Regions from separate parts of the Mus musculus genome. Here all the other regions are linked to region 2. Evidence: chromatin loops called from intact Hi-C (ENCODE). Cell type or tissue: heart. All regions are shown on one strand.

Evidence for each region. A loop is a pair of places that touch in the nucleus more often than their neighbours do. Peaks named below come from ENCODE experiments on the same cell type or tissue, not always from the same donor. Only the 100,000 strongest peaks of a DNase experiment are listed, where the experiment ranks them.
Region 1: it touches region 2 in a loop (11-fold over the local background); 5 of 42 quality-filtered maps call a loop at or near these places.
Region 3: a loop joins it to region 2, with 4 times the contacts of the local background. A loop is called at or near these places in 9 of 42 quality-filtered maps.

What each region holds. Positions count from the first base shown.
Region 1 is chr1:9,843,565-9,851,564 of GRCm38, reverse strand. All of the region lies in intron 2 of Sgk3 (serum/glucocorticoid regulated kinase 3), which reads right to left. Among named protein-coding and RNA genes, the nearest start is that of Sgk3, 49 kb to the right of the region's middle. In heart, a CTCF peak has its summit at 3,261; a DNase peak (open chromatin) is centred at 3,234; H3K4me3 peaks cover 1,373 bases; H3K27ac peaks cover 918 bases; H3K27me3 peaks cover 422 bases.
Region 2 is chr1:9,939,953-9,947,952 of GRCm38, reverse strand. It overlaps Mcmdc2 (minichromosome maintenance domain containing 2), which reads right to left. Exons shown (of 15, transcript NM_177722.3): 15 at 6,999-7,575. The coding sequence ends at 7,409. It overlaps Snhg6 (small nucleolar RNA host gene 6), which reads left to right and starts at 3,835. Exons shown (of 4, transcript NR_024067.2): 1 at 3,835-3,933; 2 at 5,236-5,343; 3 at 5,562-5,630; 4 at 5,798-5,928. It overlaps Snord87 (small nucleolar RNA, C/D box 87), which reads left to right and starts at 5,410; the gene lies at 5,410-5,483. In heart, no CTCF peak of the experiment used is centred here; a DNase peak (open chromatin) is centred at 3,802; H3K4me3 peaks cover 2,501 bases; H3K27ac peaks cover 2,164 bases.
Region 3 is chr1:9,794,768-9,802,767 of GRCm38, reverse strand. Sgk3 (serum/glucocorticoid regulated kinase 3) reads right to left here and starts at 4,638. Exons shown (of 18, transcript NM_133220.2): 1 at 4,522-4,638. It also overlaps the pseudogene Gm6195. In heart, a CTCF peak has its summit at 4,346; a DNase peak (open chromatin) is centred at 4,607; H3K4me3 peaks cover 2,195 bases; H3K27ac peaks cover 1,668 bases; H3K27me3 peaks cover 283 bases.

The DNA of each region.
Region 1 (8,000 bases), 96 kb after region 2:
CTCCGTGTGCCTGGGGATATAAAACAAAAGACAGTTTAGGACTAATACTCCACACGAAAACCCAAAGCTGCAGAGGCTGCTCTATGCACTTTCTTGCGCTGACACCTTCCTGTGTGAGGCTATTACATATTTCTATAAACATCTGCCTGTCTGTTACGCATCACGTATACTGCTGTATCTACACCTAGTCCCTTAAAAACCCAGACTCAATGTTTTCTTCTCTATCTTTTTACTTCCTACTCAATTTCCCTACCATCTTTCTAAGTTCCTACTTTCAAAACAAGCTGTGACTCTTTAATGATCTGAAAGGTCCACTAGAACTTGAGTTCACATTCACTTAAAAACCAGACACATGGGCCTTGTGTTTCTCTTAAAGTAACTGGATAAATGTAAAGACTTGACTATGGGACTTCTGTATGTGTAGTTCATGTCCTTCTGTTTAGATACAGTAACAGATGACTTGAATCACAAAGCAAGGGGGACTGACTAATATCTGAGAGAGGTAGTACCAGAACTCTGAGAAAAGGCAAGCCAACTCCAACTAAACTCATCCATCATCTGGGGTGCAGCGGCACGGAAGGGCTGGGGTGGCGGTGCGTGATAAGCACTCTTATTCTGTAGCAGAGATTTTCAGCACAAGTGCAATAGCTAGTAGGTCAGTTTGTCAAAAATGCCTGCTGACAGTGGAGAAAGCAGCCAAGTCATTAGTAAGAACAGGACTGTCACAAAGCAACGGATACAATCTAAGGGTTTTACACAGCCACTGGAAGCCTACTTTATTTTATATTTGAAAGCCTACGTTGGGATCACTGCTTTTATCTGTGGGAGACACAGGCTGCAAAGGGGTTTGAGATCACCACACAGGAAGATGAATGTTCGCTTCTCTGAAGACATGAAAGCCTTCGGTGTGGAACTCAAGGGCTGTAGGTGCATTGGAATAAACAAAAGAAGAGGGCTTAACAAGGATGGAGTGGCTTGTTTGGGGGGAAAAACTTAGCTATTTGTCTATTGAGTGGAAAGTATGGGGGAATTAAACTCTATCTCAAGGTTTTATTCCTGGGCAACAAGGAGAAAGAGCTGAAAGTAGAGGGAACCGGCAAGTAAGCAAAATGCTGGTAAATTAGGTTAATTATTAGTTGTACTGCAAATATCTGTGCAAAGCTACACAGCCAACATCTTCTTGGGCCAAGCCCTGTTTCTAGGCACTAGGGATTCCACAGGGAACACAGGAGGAAGCACCCTTAGCCACATGGAACCTCTAGCGGCAGAAAGCAGATGAGTAATTACACCAACTAAGTATATATTATAGGAAGTATGGGGTTGTATGCAAGTTTAAATAATAAGGAAACATCTGAACAAATATCCAGAGGTGAGGGCATGAGCAATGCACAGCGCCAGGAAGTCAGCAACTTACACACCAGTATCTCAAAATAATTGTACTCTGAAAGGCTTTTGAAGTTACCAGATGCATTGCCACATAACCTATCCATTCACATTTCAGCGTTCCCGGTATCCCTGCCTGACTGTATCCTACCCAATCAAGAAAACTTCTCTAGGAACTCAGTGATAAGAAGCTGTACACGGTCGATTTATTTATGTTGTTCATACCTTCTGCACACAGAGAAAAGAGCTGCATTTGAAAAACAAAAGCAAAGCACTGCTGGAACATGTTTGCACAAAGCTTAAAGACACTCATCTTGTTCTCAAAGCAATAATTGATGCAGCAGCTTCCAGACTGTGATTTAAATCAAAGGTGCTGAAGAATGATTATGAATCATGCAATTAAACTACGAAGCAGGATGCTGCTGAGTGAAGAAACTCTCAGCACCATAAAACAACTGTCAAAAATAAAAACAGTAACTCCCATAGTCCTCTGCTTTTAAATTTTGTTGATCAGCAGAGCTGAGTTCTAAGCTCTGCCATGTTTTGGTTCTGGGTCTTTAGATCCTCATCTGTAAAGACCAACAGGACTGGCTTTTCAGATTTATTTTATTTCTTTATTTATTTATCTGCCAATTTTTGAGTCAAGGTCTAGCATTCTAGTAACTATGAAGCCCAGTCTGGCCTTGGACTTTCAGCAATCCTCCTGCCTCTGGCTCCTGCCTGCAGAAGTTAATAGCATGCATGGGCTTATGACCACATCCAGATTCCATGTCTCCTTCGAACCTATTTCTATGTGGCAAGCTACTGCTCAGATGACATCTGCTTACCTATTTTGAAAGGTGGTTGATGCACTTTTGCAAAAGTATAGTACAAAATAAGCACTCACCCCAAACAGCACAAGTTTTCCAAAAAAGAATTGCTTTTAAAGAAATCTACCCCAACTCTCAAAACAAGGTTACACGCACCCTAAAAAATATTTTCTTTTATTTTTCCTTTAGTCTTCAAAACTAAAATTTATTTGTTCGCGGGTGTAATTCATGGGCAGAGCATGTGCTGGGGGTGGATAGGTGTTTCCAGCCCAAGCACCAACAGAAGAAAAAGCGAGATGCTTGTAACGTTTAGGGAAGAACTGGAATAAAGTGGAATAAAGTGATGATCAGCTCAGAGCACCCTTAGTACTAGAGAAAAGAACCTTTAGGACTCAGTTCACAAACTGTCTCAAAGGAATCTCTCAAGCATTTCTGACAACAGCTCTAGGAGATTCCCAGAAATGACAACCTTAGAGATTCATGCTCATCAGAAAACAGAGAAAATATCCAACGTTCGTTGCCAAGCACTAGGATTAACCCAATCTTTACAACAATCCCGGCACCACCGTTTTACATGCGTGAAATCCATGGCGCAAACAAGCTGAGCCAACTGCTCAAGTTTTTCGGTTAATAAGTACACAAGAGCTCAAGCATTCCAACTTACAAGCCGCTCGCTAATCTCCAAGTCATGCTCCCTCCTGGAACCCTGGCGCCCTAACAGTCCGTATTAGTCGCACCTTTCCGTTCCGGCAGGCAACCGAAGTCTACGTCCAGAACCAAGCACCATCCATGTATTTTAAGGAACATTAAATACTGCACACTACCTGAGGTTTCCAAGGGTGCGCGTGCGGAACCACTCAAGCCCCCTCCCTCCGGAGCTAGTGCGGTGGGCAGAGCCGCAGCTCCAGCGGGACCGGTGAGTGGTCTGCGTCCAGACCCGCGAGAACCCACCCGGTTCCCACCGCGCTTCGAGGCGTGCGCGCTTACCTTCCGGAACCCTGCCCTTGCGCGTGGCAAGCTGGAAGCGCCACTCTCCGGCGCCACCCGATCTCAGCGGGCTTCTCCACCCACCTGCCCCTAGGGCGCCTGCCTGAGGGCGCCCCGCCCGCATCGGCGTCCCGCCCACATCCGTGGCCGCCTCCCCACCCCCCACCCCCACCCTCCCCGCGCCAGTCACCTGGCGCCTGACAAAGGTTTCCGCAGACCGCATCCAGGGAGGTCCTATGTAAATAAAGCCTGAGTGGGGGTTGAACCTGGGAAGGGGGGGGGGGGAGGACACAGGGAGAGGGGAAAAGAAGAAAGTGAAGAAAAAGGCTTGGGATGGCAAACACCAGCACTCTCTCCCAGATCCAGCTAAGGAGAGCTTTGACAAGGCACATTCCGCTACTTCAGCAGGGTAGGAGTCATACACGAATTCAGTGTTCCACGTGCAAAGAGTCTCTGGGAATACTATTCAGAGAGGCAAAGAACATAATTCCGGTACTAACCTCCATCTCAGGCACTCCCCATCCCTTTTTAAAATGGTAAGAAGGGCACATGGTGCCCTTACTCTCCAATCAGCACTTGAGAGACCAAGGCAGGCCTGGCTACACTGTAAAGCCAAACTGGATGACATGTGACTCTGCCAATAGACAGACAGATTCATAGATAGATGTTGGTGGATAGATAAAGTGGGCACTAGAGGGGCAGACAATGGGATCAGATCCACGTCATCCTCTGCAATATTGCCAGTTCAATATTGTCACACTGGGCTACTTGAGACTCTGGAGAGCAAGGGTAAGGTTAGGGAGAGAAAGTAAAGGCGGGAGTGATGAAGGGAGGGCAGGATGGAATTATGGGCACTGACCACAGGTAAGAATTCTCACCCCCAGCTTAAATTATAACCATTCCCCCACTGTTAGCCGCATTTTAGGAGAGCAGAGCTGTCAAACCCAGGCAGTGTTTGGCAGAGTTAAATAAAACCTATCAGAGACCTTTCTTGGACAAAGGTCCTGTACCAGGCAACAGCAGTCTGGACTAAAAACCAGACTGTACTCACTGAAGTCCCATGGGGTAAAATTATATCACTTTTTTGGACGGGAGAATGAAAAATACAGAAATATCATGAATAGCCCAATAATTCATTTAAATCTTTAGCTGTTATTTTTAAAAACAACCTTAAGTAATCTGTCGTTAACCAAGTGGTTACTTTCCTATTGTCTGGTTTCCCTCTCCCCACCACAGGAGGAAAGCAAACCCACAAATAAGGAACCCCCCTTCTCTGTGACTCCCTTTCTTCCATTCTGTCTGTCCATAAAGCCAGTGTCTTCTTGTTGTTGTTGTTGTTGTTGTTGTTGTTGTTTTGTTTTGTTTTTTTGAGACAGGGTTTCTCTGTGTAGCCCTGGCTGTCCTGGAACTCACTCTGTAGACCAGGCTGGCCTCGAACTCAGAAATCCTCCTGCCTGTGCCTCCCAAGTGCTGGAATTAAAGGCATGAGCTACCATGCCCGGCCAAGCCAGTGTCTTTATGGAGAAAGAACAGCCCAGTAAGATCTGTAAGTCCTTTTCACTCCTGGGGACACTTTTCACTCCTGGGGACAGAACCTAGACCCTCATACAAGCAAGATGAGCTTTCTATCATCAAATGAGAGCCAGGTGCTCCCTCCCAAATGTAATTTTCTTTTTATGGCCGCAGGAATGTCCACAGTGTTGCTTCATGGTTTGTGATTAGGTGTGTGGATAAAAGGAAGCAAGAGTACTTGAGGGTTTTTTTGGTTTCTTTTAACTATGAAAACATCTATCTGCATTTGATGGACAGCAAGTGAATAAAGGCAGGGAAACACAAGGCTCACTTTACCAAAGAGAGAGAGAGAGAGAAAGACAGAGACAGAGAGAGAGACAGAGACAGAGGGAAAACAGGTGCACAATGACCTCTACTGCAAGAACTTGAGAAATGAATGCCCAGAGGTTAGTCTGCTCGCCCTGTCCCACAGGGAAGTCACAAAATATAACATCCTCAATTTGCATATGAGTCAAATGAAGGTGGCCTCCTAATCTCTAAATGCCCTTCCAGAGTTTGTCTACTCTGGAAAACTAGAAGGGCTGGCCCATCAGTGTTCATAAAATAAGTGAGGCTTAAAATCAGAACGGGACCAAGCAGCTTCTGGGGATCAAACTCAGGTCATTGGCTTGACAGCAAGTGCCTTAATCTAAGCCATTTTCCAGCCTATAATTTTATGCTTAAAGGTTTTACAGGAGCTGGAGATATGGCTCAGTAGTTAAAGAGCACTCGCTGCTCTTCCAGAGGATCTGAGTTCAGTTCCAGCACCCTCAGTTGCTGGCTCACAACCCCCAGGACCTCTAGTCCTAGGAGATCTCACGCCATCTTCTGGCCTCCTAGGGAACCTGCTCACACATGACAAACAAGTACAAAAGGTACAAAACTGGAAGGAATATATAAATTTACTATTTCAATATCTGGAAAATACACTGTGAACTAAAAGAAGAAAGGATTAAGGATGATTTCATTTCAAAAATCTTAAAGATGGGGCTGGTGAGATGGCTCAGTGGGTAAGAGCATCCGACTGCTCTTCCGAAGGTCCGGAGTTCAAATCCCAGCAACCACATGGTGGCTCACAACCATCTGTAACGAGATCTGACTCCTTCTTCTGGAGTGTCTGAAGACAGCTACAGCGTACTTACATATAATAAATAAATCTTTAAAAAAAAAATCTTAAAGATGGACTTTGTTTACTGTTATAGAGGTGTTGGGACCTGGGAGAATGGTGAGGGTGAGTGAGATGCAGTAGTCATCTTTATTCAGAGCATCCAACAGTTTATATTCTGAGGGTTAAGAGGAGTCATGTAGAGGGGCGTGGTGGCGCACACCATTAATCCCAGCACTCGGGAGGCAGAGGCAGGCAGATTTCTGAGTTCGAGGCCAGCCTGGTCTACAGAGTGGTGAGTTCCAGGACAGCCAGGGCTATATAGAGAAACAAACAAACAAACAAAAAGAGGAGTCATGTGAGTAAAGTGGGCAACTTCAAGGACACGTCGTATGTGGCAAAAGCAGTAACCGTGGTTCTCAACCTATGGACTGTGACCCCTTTAGGGTCCAACAACCTTTTCTCAGAGTCACCTTAGACCATTAGAAGTCACAGGTATTTATTTACCTTACCATTCACAAAAGTAGCAAAATTACAGTCATGAAGTAGTAATGAAAATAGTTTTTGATTGGGGCTTACTAACAACATGAAGAACTGTATTAAAGGGTCGCTGTATAGGATGGTTGAGAGACCCTGCTATAGTCAGTTGTGATGTATGATGTGGAGTAAACTCTCCTATCAGCCACACCTTGGAGAGGCACGACAGTGTATTCTAAGCATAGTTCTGTGAAGTTTCAGAAGAAACTGAGGTCATGAGACTCGTGGCTTGTTTTCTTGGAGTTTTCTCATAAGCACTCAGAATTTTCCTCACAGGAATCCATTCTTGGAACATGTTTTGACATACTTAGCAAAGGGATTATTTTAAGTGGCTTAAAAATAGGCTGTGTATGGTAATCAATGCCAGTAATCTCTGCAACTCAGGAGGCAGAGGCAGGAGGATTGTCATGAGGTGAAGAGCAGACTGATCTACATAATGAGCTGCAGCCAGGGCAAGAGAGTAAGACTGTCAAAAATAAAAGAAAAGAATGTGCATTTATTAAGTTCTATTTAAGTAATCACAACATTAGCGAAGTGTTAGCACACTGAAAACTGTTTGTCCTACAGGATAAGAAAACATAAAAGTACCTTGATGTTTTGCAACCAGGCATTTTAGCTAAGGAACCTGGAATGGGTCTCAAAGCTCTTGGCAATGAAAAAAGTAAGGTTGGTAGTTAAGAATGGCTCCAAGGCTACATAAGAAGAGCCTGTCTCTGACAAACAAATTAGTATATGCAGAAGTTTATAAAGATGCTAAGAAATTCAGAAAATAACTAAGAAATTAATTTTGGATGGTACTACAGAACTAAATATCTTGAAAATTGGTTATGAAGAGTAGAATCCAGACTCTACTCTGCCTTCACCCCACAGTAGCCACATGAAGGAAGTGTCAACAACAGAAAATCTGTCTTCCTAAAGGAAATGAAGCTAGTGGATAAAGGAGAGAGAGAGGCAGGCTGGGTAGAAGTCAATGGTTAGCTCCCCTCTCTTAGCAAACCTGAGGCCCTGAGCCCAACCACAGGCACCCAAAAAGGAAACAAAACAAAACAAACCCAAACCCCAAACAAAAAAACACCCAACAAAACACACAAACAAACGAAAACCTTTTCTAATAAATTAATTTGTGAACTACTGTTACAGAAATCACCAATGACTGCTAACTGAAAACATCTTTGCTTCCTAATCAGATAAAACATTAGTTATAGATACTCTTTCAAAAAATTTAAATCTAAATCTCATTGAATCTCTAGATTTATCTTCCATTTTATAGCGTCACAAGTGAAAGCTAAAAGACATAGGGACATGAGCAGAACAAGTTGGTGGGAAATCCTCCAGGTGACACGACCTTGTATCTTCACTATGAAATGGTAAGGTATGAGGAAAGGCAGTGAACTGGATAAAAGACTTTAAAAGGCCACTGATTGTATTATTAGAAAGAGCTACTGCTTGTATTACCTGGTTTTACTTGGACATTGATCAGACTTTAAAAAACGGGAAAAAATATGAGGCAGTTGGAGAAACTTGAACATGACTGGATATCTATCAGTAGCATAAGGAAGAAGTGATTTTTCTGAACATGTCACTATGTCTTTAAGAGTCTAGAATGTAGAAATGATGTATAAGTGTGG
Region 2 (8,000 bases):
TTCAGAGCTCAGAGTAAAGACACAGAAAGCAGAAAGAGGCCAGAGTCTGACCTCAGCAGATAAAACTATTTCAATAATGAAGGTCAGACACTACAGTGGAGAGTAATGAAGACTGCAATGGCCTTGCTTTACTGGAATTGTTTGCTCAACCATGACAGATTATCCTGGGATCATTTCAGCAAACATTCCTCTCTAGGTGTGGCTGACAATAACTATTGCGAAAGTCAGCTGTAATCTCACAGGAATCTTGTTTGTAAACCTTCCCCGGGAAGCCACTGAGGTCCAGGGGTCCTCCTTTGCCCACATCCCCAGTGCACGGGGATTTTATGGTGTCCAAATTTCCTTCTCTGTTGCTGTGTATAAAACAATGACCAAAACCAATTTAGGGTGAAAAGGGTTTACTTTGCTTTACAACTCTACATCATAGTTCATCATTGAAGGAACTCAAGGCAGGAATTCAAGGATGGAGCCGAAGCAGAAGCCATAAATTAATGCCACTTACTGGCTTGCTCTGCACAGCTTGCCCAGCTTGCTTTCTTATACAACCCAGGGCCACATGCCCAGAGTGGGTACCACCCATAGCAGGCTGAGCCCTCCCACGGCAATCATGAATCAGGAAAATTCTCCATAGACATACCTACAGCCAATTCCATAGAGGTGATTCCTCAGTTGATGTTCCCTCAACTTTGAGGGAAGCTCTAGTTTGTGTCAAGTTGACAAAAGATAAGCAGCAAGCCCTTTACCCACAGAGCCATCTCTCCAGCTTCTTTCAGAAGAGAGAGAGAGATGGGATGATTTTTTTTTCCAACTTAAGAATTCGATTTTTATGGGCTGGCGAGATGGCTCAGTGGATAAGAGCAGTGATTGCTCTTCCTAAGGTCCTGAGTTCAAATCCCAGCAACCACATGGTGGCTCACAACCACCTGTAATGAGATCTGACACCCTCTTCTGGCGTGTTTGAAGACAGATACAGTGTACTTATGTATAATAATAAATAAGCCTTTGGGACAGAGCAAGCAGGGACTGAGTGAGCAGAGTTGACTGGAGCAAGCAGAGATCCTAAAAAATTCAATTCCCAACAACCACATGAAGGCTTACAACTGTACAGCGACAGTGTACTTATATACATAAAATAAATAAATAAATCTTAAAAAGAATTTGATTTTACTTTTTCATGTATATATTTCAGGCAAGATCATAAACATTTCTTTTTCTAGCATCTAGCCTAATGTTTTGTAGCCAGGACTCAAGAATAGAGACTGAGATAAATAACATGGATAAAATATGAAAGTCCAGGCCATTGAGATGCCTTGACCAATAAGGGTGTTTGCTGTACAAGCCTGCCAACCTGAGCTCCAGCTTAAGAACACATATAAGGTGGAAAGACCGAACAAGTCCATGGAGCTCTTCTCTGGCCGCCATGTGAGCACACACATAATGTGCCCCTGTAAACATGACTTTTATTTACCTGAAATCATTGTTATCTCTGAGGCTTTCTGCCTTTGGCTTCTAATCTAGGCCTAGTCCTGTAGCTTCTAGCCTTCGTGCAATCTAATCTAGGCTTTTAATGTTGTCAGTCTCTGAAACTTACTGCTGAATAAGTTCACCCCTTCCTATTCTTTCTGAACTTTGGCTGGCAGGCCTGCCCAGGTGCTCTGGCTCGGACTCCTCTCCAAGCTGACTGATTCAATCTGGCTTCTCAATTTCTGACTTTTTACTCCACTTGGCCTCAAACTAACTCTGGAAATCTGTTCTCATCTTCTGGCTCTTTCTCCTTCTCTGGCTTATTCTTTCTTCACCTGTTCTCTCTCTGTAACTTGTTCTCTCTTTGTAATCTGTCTCTGTATAACTGTCCTAGTAAAATGGCCTTTTCTCTGCCTGCCCCTCAAGTAGCTTTCCTTGTATCCTATTCTATTAAATCTTTCTCTGATTTATCACTTTGCCTGCCATTCAATTAGACATCACTTTTAAACATGATACTTCCTTCTACAAACTAATTTTATCTTCCTTGTTGGGATTCAAGGTGTGTACTAAGGGCGTGTCTGTATTAAGGCCAGAAGAAATAAAGGTATATGCTAAGAGCAGAGCCACACCACAATTAAAAACTTGTTCTTTTTTAAACTAAATAACATAATCTTAGAGTTCACTGTGTGAGCAAATATCCTACAATACACTACCAATTAAAAAAAATCAAAACTAGAAAATCAATGCAGTCATAACATTCACAAACAAGGTAACTTTGCTGGGTAGTTTGATGTCAGTTTGACACATGCTATAGAGGAGGGTCCCTCAATTGAGAAACTGCTAACATAAGACTAGGCTGTATGCAAACCTATAGGGCATTTTCTTAATTAGTGGTTAATGAGGAAGGCACAGGATGAGCCAAAGAATGAGAAGGAGCCAGAAGATGAGAACAGATCGCCAGAGTTAGTTTGAGGCCAAGGAGAGTAAAAAGTCAGAGGCTGAGAGAGAAGCCAGCTCTTTGTAGGTGAGGATACCCCTGGGCCAGGGATCCTGAGACGCAAGCTGAGAAGGCATGAGATAAGCCAGTAAGCTTCACCCCTCCATGACCTCTGCATTGGTTTCTGTACTGCTTGAGTTCCTATTTTGACTTCCTTCAGTGATGAATAGTGGCTTAGAATGCTAAATCAAATGAGCCCTTTCCCTCCCCAATTTGCTTTTGGTTGTGGTGTTTCATCATGACCATTAAGTTCAACAATAGTAACTCTAACACATTAGGTGACTACTTTCTTTTTTTTTTAAAGATATATTTATTTATTTTTATGTATGTGAGTACACTTTAGCTTTCTTCAGACACACCAGAAGAGGTCATTGGATCTCATTACAGATGGTTGGGAGCCACCATGTGGTTACAGGGATTTGAACTCAGGACCTCTGGAAAAGCAGTCAGTGCTCTTAACTAGCTGAGCTGTCTCTCCAGCCCGGTGACTACTTCATGACTAAGAAAAATTCTATTACTATTACAAATCAAACTCATTAACAGCTTCTCCTTTTTTTCTTTCTTTCTTTCTTTTTTTTTTTTTCTTTCTTCTTTAGGTTTTTTCGAGACAGGGTTTCTCTGTGTAGCCCTGGCTGACCTGGAACTCACTCTGTAGACCAGGCTGGCCTCGAACTCAGAAATCCGCCTGCCTGGGATTTAAGGGAATAAGTGCTGGGATTAAAGGTGTGCGCCACCACGCCCTGCACGCTCCTTTTTTTCTGACAATCAATTTTTATCTCTCTTTCTGTGAGTGTGTCCGTGTGCTTGCTGCTTCCAGAACACTAACTCTAATGGAGCTGCTGTGGGCTGGGGATGTCTTAGCAGTTAAGAACACTGACTGTTCATCCAGAGGACCCAGGGTTAGATTCCCAGCACTCATATTGTAAGTTGGGTCACATATAACCCCAGTTCCAGGGCATCTGACACTCTCTACTGAACTCTGTCAGTACCAGGTTCTCGGGCGAGGCACACATGGCTAGCGTGCAGGCCAAACACCCATACATATAAAATACATCTTAGAAAAAAAAAATTAAATAGTTTCTAATACCAACGGTTTTTAAACACTGAAGTAGGTGAGGATGTAGAAGACCCAGCAAACATAAGGACCTGGACTGGGAGACTGTCCTATTTTAAGGCATTATTCATTACTTGAAAAATCAATTAAAAAGCTCTAGCGGAAGTATTCGCACTAATTCCCACAACCTGCTCCCTCCGCCCCACTAGAAACACAGAGCCGGAAGAGGAGGGGGTGAAGGCGAGCACGCAGAAGAGGGCTGGCCGGAAGAGGCGGGGCCTACAGGAGCGCCTTAGGGTCGCGCACGCTGGGCCACTTCCTTTCTCGGCAGCGCCGTAGAGCGCGAGCAGACGGTGCAGCATGGCGCACAGCGGAGGCCGCGGGCGGCCGAACCCGGCGTGTCCTTGGGCGTTTCCAGGTGCGAATCCTGCGGTCTGCTTAACCCCGTGTGTGCGGAGAGGGCTTCCTTGTTGGCGGCGTCCGTCTCTAGCCGGGTACGGGGGCCCCATGGCTCCCGGGTTCGGTGTGGCCCTTGGCCCGCTGTGAGCGGCGGGGCGCGTTCCCAATGGTCTCCAAATCTTAACCGAGATTAGTTATAAGGCCTGCTCCTCTGGACGCTTCGAAGTGCGGGCACAAGCGGCCGCTTCTGGCGGCAGCTTTCATCTGGGCCTGCACCCTGGCGGGAGCCCCTTTGTATCCCCAAGAAAAGCCACCATGCGGTCTGTTTCAGGCTTCCTAAGTGAGTAATCCATAGGAAATTTTACAGAGGCGGAAAAGTACTGCTTCTAAGATGTTAAGACCGCCAATTTTAGGCTTTTTTTTTTTTTTGGCTTTTTTTTTTTTTAAAGATTAATAGTTTGATCTGAAGTATTGGCATCACTCTAAAAAGCTTGTATTCATGGATCAACCCTGTAAGTACGATCTAAAGTTGGAGCAAAATTTTCAAACTATTTGAAAGCCACGCAGGGTGGGGATGCTGGCAAAAGAAGGTGGTGGTAAGTTCTGAAGCGTGTGGATACAAAAGAACACTACATTTCAGGCCTGCATGTTATACTTTACTGTTGGTATCTGTAAGCCAAATTGGGTACTCTGGATTTCTGTAAACTCAGCGTTTCAAATATGAAAATGATTAAGGATTTCTCATCGGTTTGCAGGTGATAAGTCATCACCAGTAATCGGTTCAATCATTCATTCTCTGATTTGTGACTCTGGCCATGCCGTTTCCTGTTCTAATGTCCCAGTGATGGTCTGCACAATTGCATATATGCCTCAAGCTTTTCCGTGCAAGCACCAAGACTGAGAAGCCAAGGCTTGGTACTCAGTCCTTTAAGTTAGTACTGGCAGTGAAGGGCGTGAGTAAAATGTTTTTCTGTCTGTGATGGACGGATGATGGGACAGGAACTGAAGCACCACAGGAACCTGGAGTTAGCGGATGCCGAAGCCATGGAGGATGCTATTAGCTTACGCTTTGGTTCTTAGAGAACACAGGGCCTCCAGCCCAGGGGAGGTGGCTGCCCCCTTACCCCAGTCACTGATTATGAAAATGCCTTACAGGCGTGCTTGTCCACAGCCCTATCTTAAGGATGCATTTTTACAATTGTAGCTTCCTACACCAGTGATTAGCTTGTGTCAAGGTGACATAAAAGTAGCCAGTGCACACTCATGCAAGGTATTAAAACATGGAAGTAAAATGAGAGTTCACAAATATTTTAATTTTTAGGTGCAACAAAACCTGCTCATTTGAAGGTGCTTGAACAAATATTTTCTAAACACTTGTCATGGAGAGTGATTGAAACAAGCTGCCAGGACTACATTTGCCAATAACAAGGTACAAATTGTGTGTGTGGTTTTTTTTTTTCTTTGAGGTTTGATTAACAGGGCCTTAATAGCTGGCACAATGATGACTTAAGTTTTTGCCGTTTACCCAGCTGAGTGTTTCTTTGAAGAGAGAATCTTAAAAGACTGAGATGCCAGCAGTATATAGATGATGCAAATGACTAACATGTGACGCCATTGTTAAAATGGGTTACTGTTTGTTCTCCCCAGCATGTAGGTGGCTGTAGTGGATGTCCAACTTTGGGAGCTGTGATGTCTAAAAACCCTTTATTGTTTTGGGTAAGTTTGCTTAATCAGTCATGTATCTGGATTCAATACTGTTTGATAACACTGAGGGGCTGGGGCCAGTTCGTTTTGAAGATCATTAGGGTGAACACCTGGGCCTAGTTTGAGATGGAAGAAAAATGATTTGGGGTTTCTGACTTTTTTTTTTTCCTTTTGGGAAGGTGCAGCTTACATATTGGAAGGTAAAATGAAGGCCATGAACAAAGTCAAGAAGCCATAAACAGAAGCAAATGGTGAAAATTAATATCTAATTTAATATTAATAAGTTATATATAAATAAACAGTTATTCTTAATTGCTGTGGGCAGTAATTTCTTTAAAATGTCATTCTCGTAGTAAAATAAACTCGTCTTTCATGAGCTGCGGACTTTTTGTCAATGCAATCCTGATGGCTGGCTAGTAAGTAGCCAGTAATGCACAGCAGGAAAGAAAGTGATTGGCAATCTGTCTAGGATCACTTGAAACTCTCAAACTGGATTTCCTCGAGTGAAGACTTGGCTAAATCTTTAACCAATAGAATCCCTAAGTTTAGTAAGTAGCTTAAAAATTCAACATTCTGATGACTTGGGCCTTTGTAAGGGCTGGGGAAGTTTAACTGGCTTAACAAGGCACAAAGCTCTGGATTTGATTCCCAGGATAGAAATTTCGAACATTAGGCTTTCCAGGTGTGTTGGCTGTTTAGATAAGAATTGTTTTGTTTTTACCCTAGAGACCTAGACTTAACCACATCATATGAAAAGGCACAAGGCAAGTCTTGTTTGTATGTACTATATCATTAACTTGCTGTTCAGATCAAGTACCAAAATACAAGGTGCTGTGGGACCCTGTAGTACCTACCACCTCCTGGCAGGAAGACGACTTGACCCCAGGAATGTTGTCTTTAGTGTCACTTTGGTTGTATCCAGCAGAAGGCATATATAAGATTTTCACAGCTTTCCTTAACTCTCCACATTTAGCTTTATAAAGCTATATGCCCATAATGCACATGTTAAATAAAGAAAAGCCTTACATAGGCACTTTGGGTCATTAAGTTGCACTGACTTGAACTCATCACTGGTAATTAATGAGCTCAAGCTGGGTATGTTGGTAGGTAAAGTGTTGCTACCTGATGGGTGGAATGAACAAAACCTTTTTCACACTACAATGTTCTCTACTGTGTGTGTGTCCATGATATATATACTGGAGTTTTTGATGTCAAGCTCCTTGGTAACATAATTTCTGTTCTTGGTTTAGATGTTGGGTTAGTTGCAAATTTGTAATTATGAAGGGGCCACATTTCATACTCTAAATGACATTCTAACAAATAACCTTGAGATGATACATAGTCTGAACCATTACTCTGAAATCATACATTTACCAAGGCTTATGGGGCATGAAAGGTAATTTTTCCTTTTTTTTTATTAGGTACTTTCTTCATTTACATTTCCAAAGCTATCCCAAAAGTCCCCCATGCCCTCTCCCCCTTCCCCCCTCCCACTTCTTGGCCCTGGCGTTCCCCTGTACTGAGGCATATAAAGTTTACAAGACCAATGGGCCTCTCTTTCCACTGATGGCCAACTAGGCCATCTTCTGCTACATATGCAGCCAGAGACACGAGCTCCTGGGGGTACTGGTTAGTTCATATTGTTGTTCCACCTATAGGGTTGCAGACCCCTTCAGCTCCTTGGGTACTTTCTCTAGCTCCTCCATTGGGGGCCCTGTGTTCCATCCTATAGCTGACTGTGAACATCCACTTCTGTGTTTGCTAGGCCCGAAAGGTAATTCTTAAATTGCTTATTCATCACTAGAAAAGACAGTTGTCCCAGGTCCACATGTGGCAATAAACTGTTGGAGCTGCTGTTGGCACTGAGTCAGGTAGAGATCTCTTTGCTCTAAATATTCTTCATTATACAGCTCAAATGGAAATAATGCATTGGGAGCAACACAAAATGGAGTGGCCCCTAAATGAAGAACAAAATAGTGTAAATGAGACTTTAAAAATGGAGGTATGTTTCAACAAAATGAGGATTTAAAAGTTAACTACTGAATATTGAGTTTCATCATAGTTTTATTTTGAGTAGTCTTGGCTGGCTTGTGTCTACCTCTGAGCACTGATTATCACATGTAGCTGATTTAAACATTTTAAAATATAAAATGGTCTTTAGTATGTGTTCCCCAACCAGGTTCTAGAGCCCTCTCTCAGGCCCATTCCTCTATACATGTTCTGTATTACGGAATCCTCACCTCTGATCGTTCTCCCCACACTCAGGACCAGGCTGCCCTCCACTACAAGCCTGTGCCATCAGTGTTGACTGTATACTATCATTAGTTTATTGTGTATCATAAATACTTTAGTATTTACATTTGAGAAAACCATCCCTCCCTG
Region 3 (8,000 bases), 150 kb after region 2:
CTCAGTATGGCAGACATTCTCAAATAGTACAGTCTTAGAAAGGAACAAAAGCCAGGCCACTATTCAATCCAGAGTCACCCTTGCTCTCATGTTTCAAGCTACTAAATCAGTTCTCTACCTTTTAAATTATCTGCAAAGCCCTCACTCAGTGGCCTAAAGAAAGAGCTACTGATTTTCTGCTTTCCCGTGGGTTGCGAGTGTTGGCGACAGAATCATGAAGGACATAATGGGGCACCCCAAAGCGCGCATCAACACCAGCATGTTACCACAGTATATCGACCAGTCCGTGTGCTTCGTGGGGAAGCTAGAAAAGATTCATCCCACTGGAAAAATGTTTATTCTTTCAGATGGAGAAGGAAAAAATGGAACCATTGAATTGATGGAGCCACTTGACGAGGAAATCTCTGGGATTGTAGAAGTAGTTGGAAAAGTCACAGCCAAGGCGACCGTGCTCTGTGCGCATCTTATACCCTGTTTAAGTAATCGCTTTGATCTTGAACTTTACAATGAAGCTGTGAAAATTACCAATGAGTTTCCTCAGTTTTTCCCTTTAGGGCTTCCACAACATGAATGAGCTTCTTCAATTTCTTAAGATTGCCAGTAAGCTACATTGAAGGCTATTAAAGAAGACTCCTGCAGTTTAATGGAGCGACTCCTATAATTTCTAATATTCAATTTGTTCTTTTATATATATATATATATATATATATATATATATATATATATATATATACATATATACATATGTACATATATATTGTAAATCTATTATGACAGTTTACAACTAAGCCTTTTTATAAACGTTTTAAAAAGTGATACTTCAATATATGGTCTGAATAATAAAAATCAAAATATAAAAAAAGAAAAAGAAAGAAAGAACAAACTGCTGGTAAGGACACATCAGCCCATGTGAGCTTACAGGAACTCTCTGCACATGGAAACTTACCACACGGGTAGATATTTCTAGCCCTTCCCAGGTGTCAGTCCCCTTAGGTTTTTCCTATGTCTGTCTCCATGGTAGAAACCGAGTCTCCCTACAAAGGAATCTCTCAGAGTCTGACTAACATCTCTTATTTCACCCATACACCTTAGAAAAGATCAGTCCCTAGCCAAGAGACAACTGCCTCACCCATAACCTTACACGAGCAAACATCATTGGGTTTATTCTGTTTGGTTTTGAGACATGACCTTGCTATGTAATCCAGGCTCCATCAACCTAGGGATGCAAACGACTGAGTCTCCTACCCTAGTTTATAGGAATGGGACGCCATGCCCGGGTAGACTTCTATTGTTCTGTTTGATTAATGACAATGGAGATCATGCCCGGGGCATCCAGAACAGTGGGGAAACACTCTACCAGTGGAGCTACATACAGTTTGGTTTTAAGTAGAACAGTGGATACCCAGAGATAGACATAGACACACTTACAAGACCCTTGTAAGGGATGAGTCTGAAAAACTAGAAGAAAGCAAGGCTTGCTGCACACTGCCCTAATTCTCTCTGAAGCCCTTGGCCTTGGTCTCATGCAGCCTGACACTCTGGGCTGGCCCACATCTTCTTGGCAACAGTAATTAACTCAGCGATCCTGTTAAATTAAATATTGATGTGAACTAAAAGACCGGGCATCTCAGCCCCTCTTAGATTTATCACTTTTCTCCATGAAATGAGGGGCGGGGTGGGGGGGTGAATCAAGATCAAAGCTTCCTTCAACAGGAATGGAGCAGGTAAAGAAAAACAGAGACACATCTTCACTTAAAAGAGTGTGGGAGCCATTTCTATCAGGAATAACACGTTACATAATTTGACTCTCATGAATCAGCAGTTTAGTCCATAATTTACATTAAGTTTTAAAAGAAAGAACACGTGAAGATTGAAAGGGTAATGGTAGTTTCTACAAGGCAGGTTTGAAAAGCACTTATTCCACCTCCACGCAGAGGGCTGACAGGCAGCTGACTCAGATGGGCTTCATTACGATGTTCTAGCTACCTAAAGTCCCTGGGGGAACTGCCATGCTGTCTTTCACCCAGTGGCCCTTCTCAAGTCCTCTCCCAGGTAGTGGCCATACTGTCCTCCCTATTTAAAGGTAATATATCTGGGGCCACATAGTTTAGGATGCAGAGGCCCACACTTAAAGGATATAAATAAATGAAGATACTTTTTTTTGCTTTTTTAGAAGTATAAACTTAAGTAATTAGCTTCAGAAAACACACCGCCATGTCAGACACTTCAGAAGAACACTGAGAAATCCCTTTGATCATTGTATTTGAACTCCCTCATAAACCCAAGTGCTTAGAGACATATGTAAGAAAGCTTTCAGCACAAGAACAAACAGCATTTGTCCCACTTAACACCCCTTAAAACCAGACCAAAAATAAAATAAAATAAAAAATAGGCAGGGTGTTTGACAAGAAAAAAAGAAAGAAAAAACAACCACTAAGTTATTTTTCAAAAACTAGAGATGATAAATCCTTAGTCCATAGGGTATCTTTGTCCTTTTTATAAGGAGAATACTGCATCAGGTACTGTTTGAAATAAGAGAAGCACTGGGTTAGGCCTCTCTTCAGCACAAATCAATTACGATGGTATTTTGGGATGTATGTTTTGAAAGAGCAAGCTTTCTGAAGCCATTCATTCCACAAATATTTATTACAGGCCTGCACGTGCCAGGCTCCGCCCATTTATGCGCCTTCTCCACCTGGGCTCACCCTCCATTAGCTTGGCAAACAGGCAAACAGCAAAGCCAACAGTTTGATACCGTGGTGTCTTTACTTGTACAAAAGGGAGAGCGTTTTGAGATGTACTGACCTCACACGGTCTCTCTGAAGACAATTATTAGATGTTAGGTTGAATTTAATTCACGAGTAGCACTCATGTCTGCGGTATCTACAGAAGCTGTACTGGGGCGGGAGAGCCCCTTTGCTTCGTACAGTCCTATTAATCAGGCTTACCAACTCATTTAGTTACCTCCCAGGAAATGGAAATTTATGAGAAGGAAAAGAACCAACAGAGGCAGTGAGTATGATAAAAAAAAATCTTGATATTACATTTATAATCACCACAGTTGTTATTATTTATTGACCATTCTCAGTCTTTACCATCTAGGCACCAGGCCCAAAACACTCATTTAAAAAGATCATTTTATTTTGGGGGAAAATCCTCTCTCTATATATAAGCCGCAAGACACAAAATGGACACCTTACAGGATTCATCAACCAATTCAGTGCCAGCAACAACCAACCGCAAAAAAAAAAATTACCAAACTGTTAATGGTAATGTCTACAAACAAAAAGGGTTCTGTTTCACAGTTCAAGTTTAATCTGATGCTCCCATCTGAGCCACGTCATATAAATTGTCAAACATATTGAAAACAAAGCTCCCTATAAAAACAAAACTAGGTTCAGTCCAGTGGCAGTGTAAAGAAAGGGAACTTCTGATGTCTGAGTTGTCAGACTTGGAATCAGAGAGTCCACCTTTCTGAAGTTACATGGGATCTGGCCTGAGACCTGCCAGCAACAGGTCCCATCTCTCCACGCCTGAATCCTACGGGGAATGAAGGGTAAGAACTTGCCTTAAGGGAGTGGTAGCCTAAGGGGGCAGAAGGCACACCCATTCCTAAAATATGTCTGAAACTTCCTCTAATGTTTCCAGCTCTTTCTATAACATTGGGGAACTAGAGTATGCATGGCCTCTTCGTGGCTACAACCACAAATAACTTATCATTTTGAGTTAAGAATTTGAGGTAATATTTATAAAGCACTTAGGAAACAGAGCAGTTCATAGTATGAGCTGTGTTTGCTAAATAAAGCAGGCACTTTCCAGGCCTGTTAGGTAAACAATCTAGTGAGAAGGGCAAGACTCTACCCAAGAGGCGTTTTTGGGGTTTTGTTGTTTTGTTTTCCTCTCTCTTTCTCTCTCTCTCTCTCTCTCTCTCTCCCCCTCTCTCTCTCTCTCTTTCTTCTTCTGTGTTTATTCTCGAATCCTAAGTGCATCCAGCATAGTCTCTGCCTGCAGAACTGCAGTTCAACCAGGCATTCGGTGCAACATTAAGTCAAAGACCTTTGTTTCAAGAGGCGAATCCCTTCTCTTTTCTACCGGTCCAAAGAACCATCCCTAAGCGCGCCCTAGAACCGAAAACCTCAGCGCGCTTTAAGGCGGCATTCGTCGGTGCTTGAACCGTGAGAATCGACCGAGCGAAAACAGACCGAAGGGTTCGAGTCTGAGAACTTGAAAAAGAGTGGCGACGCGATCTAGCCCTGCCGACCACTTCACACCGTCGCCCCGGCGGGTCCGCGCAGAACCCCATCCCGCGTCAGGTGGGCTCCCGGGTCCTCGCCACCCGCTGCCCCGCTCGGGGGGCCGGGCGAGCCGCCCGCGCTCCCCCGCGCGAGGGAGCCCCACGCCACGGCGCTGAGCTCTCCCGGAGCACACAAAGACCGCGCCGGGCCGCGGCGGGACCCCGGCGCCCGAGAGAGCCCGGCCGGGACCCCGGCACGCAGACCGGCGCACCCGCCCCGCACCTACCCGGCTGTGCGGCGTCCGGGCGCCCGGGCGCGGAGCCCAGAGCGCTGGCAGTTTCTTCTTCCCGGCGGCGCGGCCGGGCGCCGGCGTTTCCTCCCTGACGCGTCACGGCGGCTCCTCCCGCGAAGCGCCGGGCGGCGGGCGGGCGGGCGGGCGGCGCGAGGGGACGGCGGGGTCGGCCGGGACCCGCGCGGATGGCGGGACCGCTCGGCTACCCGCGCTCGCCCGTCACGCGGGGTGCAAAGTTCAGGAGGAGACGCCGCCGGACTCCTGCGCTCAGCTGACGGGATGCGCGAGGTCCGCGGCGAGGGTGACCTTGGCCCACTCGGGAGCCCGGGCGGCAGAGCGGACCCGGGCGGTGGCAGAGGGCTGGGGGCTGCGGCTTCCTGCAAGCTGGACGCTGCAGAAGCCAAATAAGTATTCGGACGATCTGGAGAGCCCACTGTGCTTCCTTTAGCTTTTTCTGGGCAGTTTTCTACACTTTTTCCCACGTCAGCAGATTGATTTTTTTTTTTTTTTTTGACCAGTGTTTATGGATGAGCGAGGGCTCTCACAAATTGGCAGATAGATGCTATGTACAGATAATATGCGTTTCTCTTGATCATTTTAGATCTATGGATTATTTTTGTTTGTTATTTTTAAACTACCCAACACACTCTACTGCTGGTGCTTGTCCATTTAACTACAGAAGCTGCGTTTTTAAAAACCCGTTCTGTGAATGGGGAACTAAGAATTACACGATTCAATGGTTGTGGAGTAGAGTTAAAATTTTGAACTAGAGAGCCACACCACCACTGTAGTTTAGGTTTTATCTGATACCACGTGAAAGTAGACCCACACAACTGTTTAAAGGATTTCTGTCTGCATGGCATGCTTCATATTTTACATTAATCTACCCTTTGAATCATATGGTTCCAGAAAATTTGCCACAAATCTATGAACAAATAGAGGAACTGAGATGAATGAGTGAGTTCCGTAAATTCAAAGAACTCTTTATATTTTAGAACGATACTCAGAAGATTTAGCCTCATGAATAAATGTAAGAAAAGTTATTTGTACTATCCATGCTGCAATATGGCCTTGTCCTTAAAATAGGTTGTGAACCCAAATTCTTTTATACTGTGAAACCTATTATTCTCACAGGACTTTCTTAACAGCGATTCTCCATGGCTTTGGGAAATGGACAAGAAAATACAGTTCATAGAGCCCAACATATTGCAGCAGTCATTTATATGTTCCACTATGATCTGCTTACAAAGCAATACACACAATAAAGCACACATCTTCTCTGTGACAAAAAAACAAGTGATCAGTGTATCTGCTAATTAAAGCCATATTCATAATACTGAAGAAATGCTCTTGGACAAAAGGAAATTTTATGTCAATAAACACTAAGGGAATGACATCATTCTCGATTAAAAGATAAATACCTAACTATCACCACATTTTGACGTTAGGGAAAAAAAAAAAAACAGATGGAAACCATTTTAGTGTTTCCAGGATAAATTTGTCTTACCACTATAAAGAACGTGGGGCGGGGGAGGGGGGAAGAGAGATCGAGAGCCCACCAACATTTATGGACAAGAAATGAGGATGATCTTCATTTGATTAAGAGGAAGTTAGGTATGGGCTTGTGAGTGAGTGTGTGTGTGTGTGTGTGTGTGTGTGTGTGTGTGTGTGTACATGCACACACATGTAAGCATGCATACAGGGTGGAGATCAGAAGTAGTTTTCTTCCCCAGACGTTGTCCGGCTTATTTTCTGAGATGGAGTCTCTTGCTGATCTTAGACCTGGCTGTTGGCATCTTGGCTGTCCTGTGAGCTCCAGGGTCCTCCCCTGTCTGCCTTCCCAGCGCTGTGATTAGGCACCATCATAGCTGGCTTTGTACATGGCACCCAAACTCAGGTCCTCACATCAGTGCAGCAAGCACTCTACTGACTGAGCCATCTTCCTCACCCTTAAAATTAACTTTTCTACTTAATTCTAGGGATCAAATCCTGGATGCTGTATATACACTAGGCGTCTGCTACACCGCTGAGATGCGTCTCCAGATGCATGTAAGGGTGTGCTTTGAGTAGCATCCCTTTAATTAACTCCTATGGTGATACAGATCTTATTCCCATTGTCCAGTATGTTTAGGGTTAAACTATAAAAGTTGTTGAGTGTTTGGTTAAATACTTATGTCTTTTTAAAAGGCTTTCTGTAAAATCAAATTTTAAAATAGGTGAAGCTTTTTTGTTGAAATGTAGATGTTAATGTTTTCTTTGAAAGAATGGCTCTGTTCATGCACACAAGGCAAATATTTTGCCTATCTGTTCTATCTTTAGCGTAGAGATTATAAAAACAAACTTTGGAGTCGGGCCCAGGGTTAATGCATATCTTCCCCCTTTGGACTTTGGGCAAACCATTCCACCGCTGTTTCAGGAGTAAGAAGAGGGTGATGGTAGTGCTTTTTCAACCTCAAAACAGATATGACAGTGCATCATGGCATGCTGTAAAGATCAAACGAACTTAATTAAATGTGGGCAACCTAGGATTGATTGACCAGTGTGACTTAACAGAGCTCAGTTGAGAAGCATAGCCTGACAGAGGATTAGGTCCTAAAGGATAAACCCCCGCCGGGGCGTGGTGGCGCACGCCTTTAATCCCAGCACTCCGGAGGCAGAGGCAGGCGGATTTCTGAGTTCGAGGCCAGCCTGGTCTACAAAGTGAGTTCCAGGACAGCCAGGGCTACCTGTCTGGAAAAAACAAAAACGAAAAAAAAAAAAAAAAGGATAAACCCTCAGGAGTGGATGGACGGCTGAGTGATGTCATTATTGAGGATGCGCTACTGAGAGAGTGCGTCGTTATGCACGAGTCTGAGCCTCTTCTTACTTGCATCTTGGGATAAAACAACATGGGGTTCTTCACCTCGTGATGGCACTTTTGGGTGAGCCAGCTATAGAATCCTGAGCCTGATGGATGTCTGCTCAGGACACACACCCGTTCCGTGTTTTGGAGGCTTGTTTTGTTTGGGGCAAGGTCTCACTATGTAGCGTCAGCTGGACCGGAACTTGCTTGGGTGCCCAGGCTAGCCTCCAGCTGCTTCCAGAGCACTGGGATTAAAGGCATGGGCCACCACTGCCCAGTCTGGTATTCTTTTATACTAGCAGAAAATAGAAATAATATGTTCAGAATCTTGGAAAATTAAGCTGAGAATATGAATTGTTGACCTATGTATTTCTTTTAAATTCCCAACCACTTACCCAGCTAACACATTTTTAAAATAATATATTCCACTGCAATGATCACTTGGATTCTCATTATTGCTATTCAGAGTAGAAAACTTTTTCTCTAAAATGGTGCCTAATCTGAAAGCATTATTAATCTTAATGTGAAAATAATGCCCTGCATTACTTGTAGTTCTTTTCTTGTAGCCTTCCAATAGGTTAGGGGCTCCCAATAAAAGAAAAATAACTTTCTTTAGGGAGGACGATTGGTT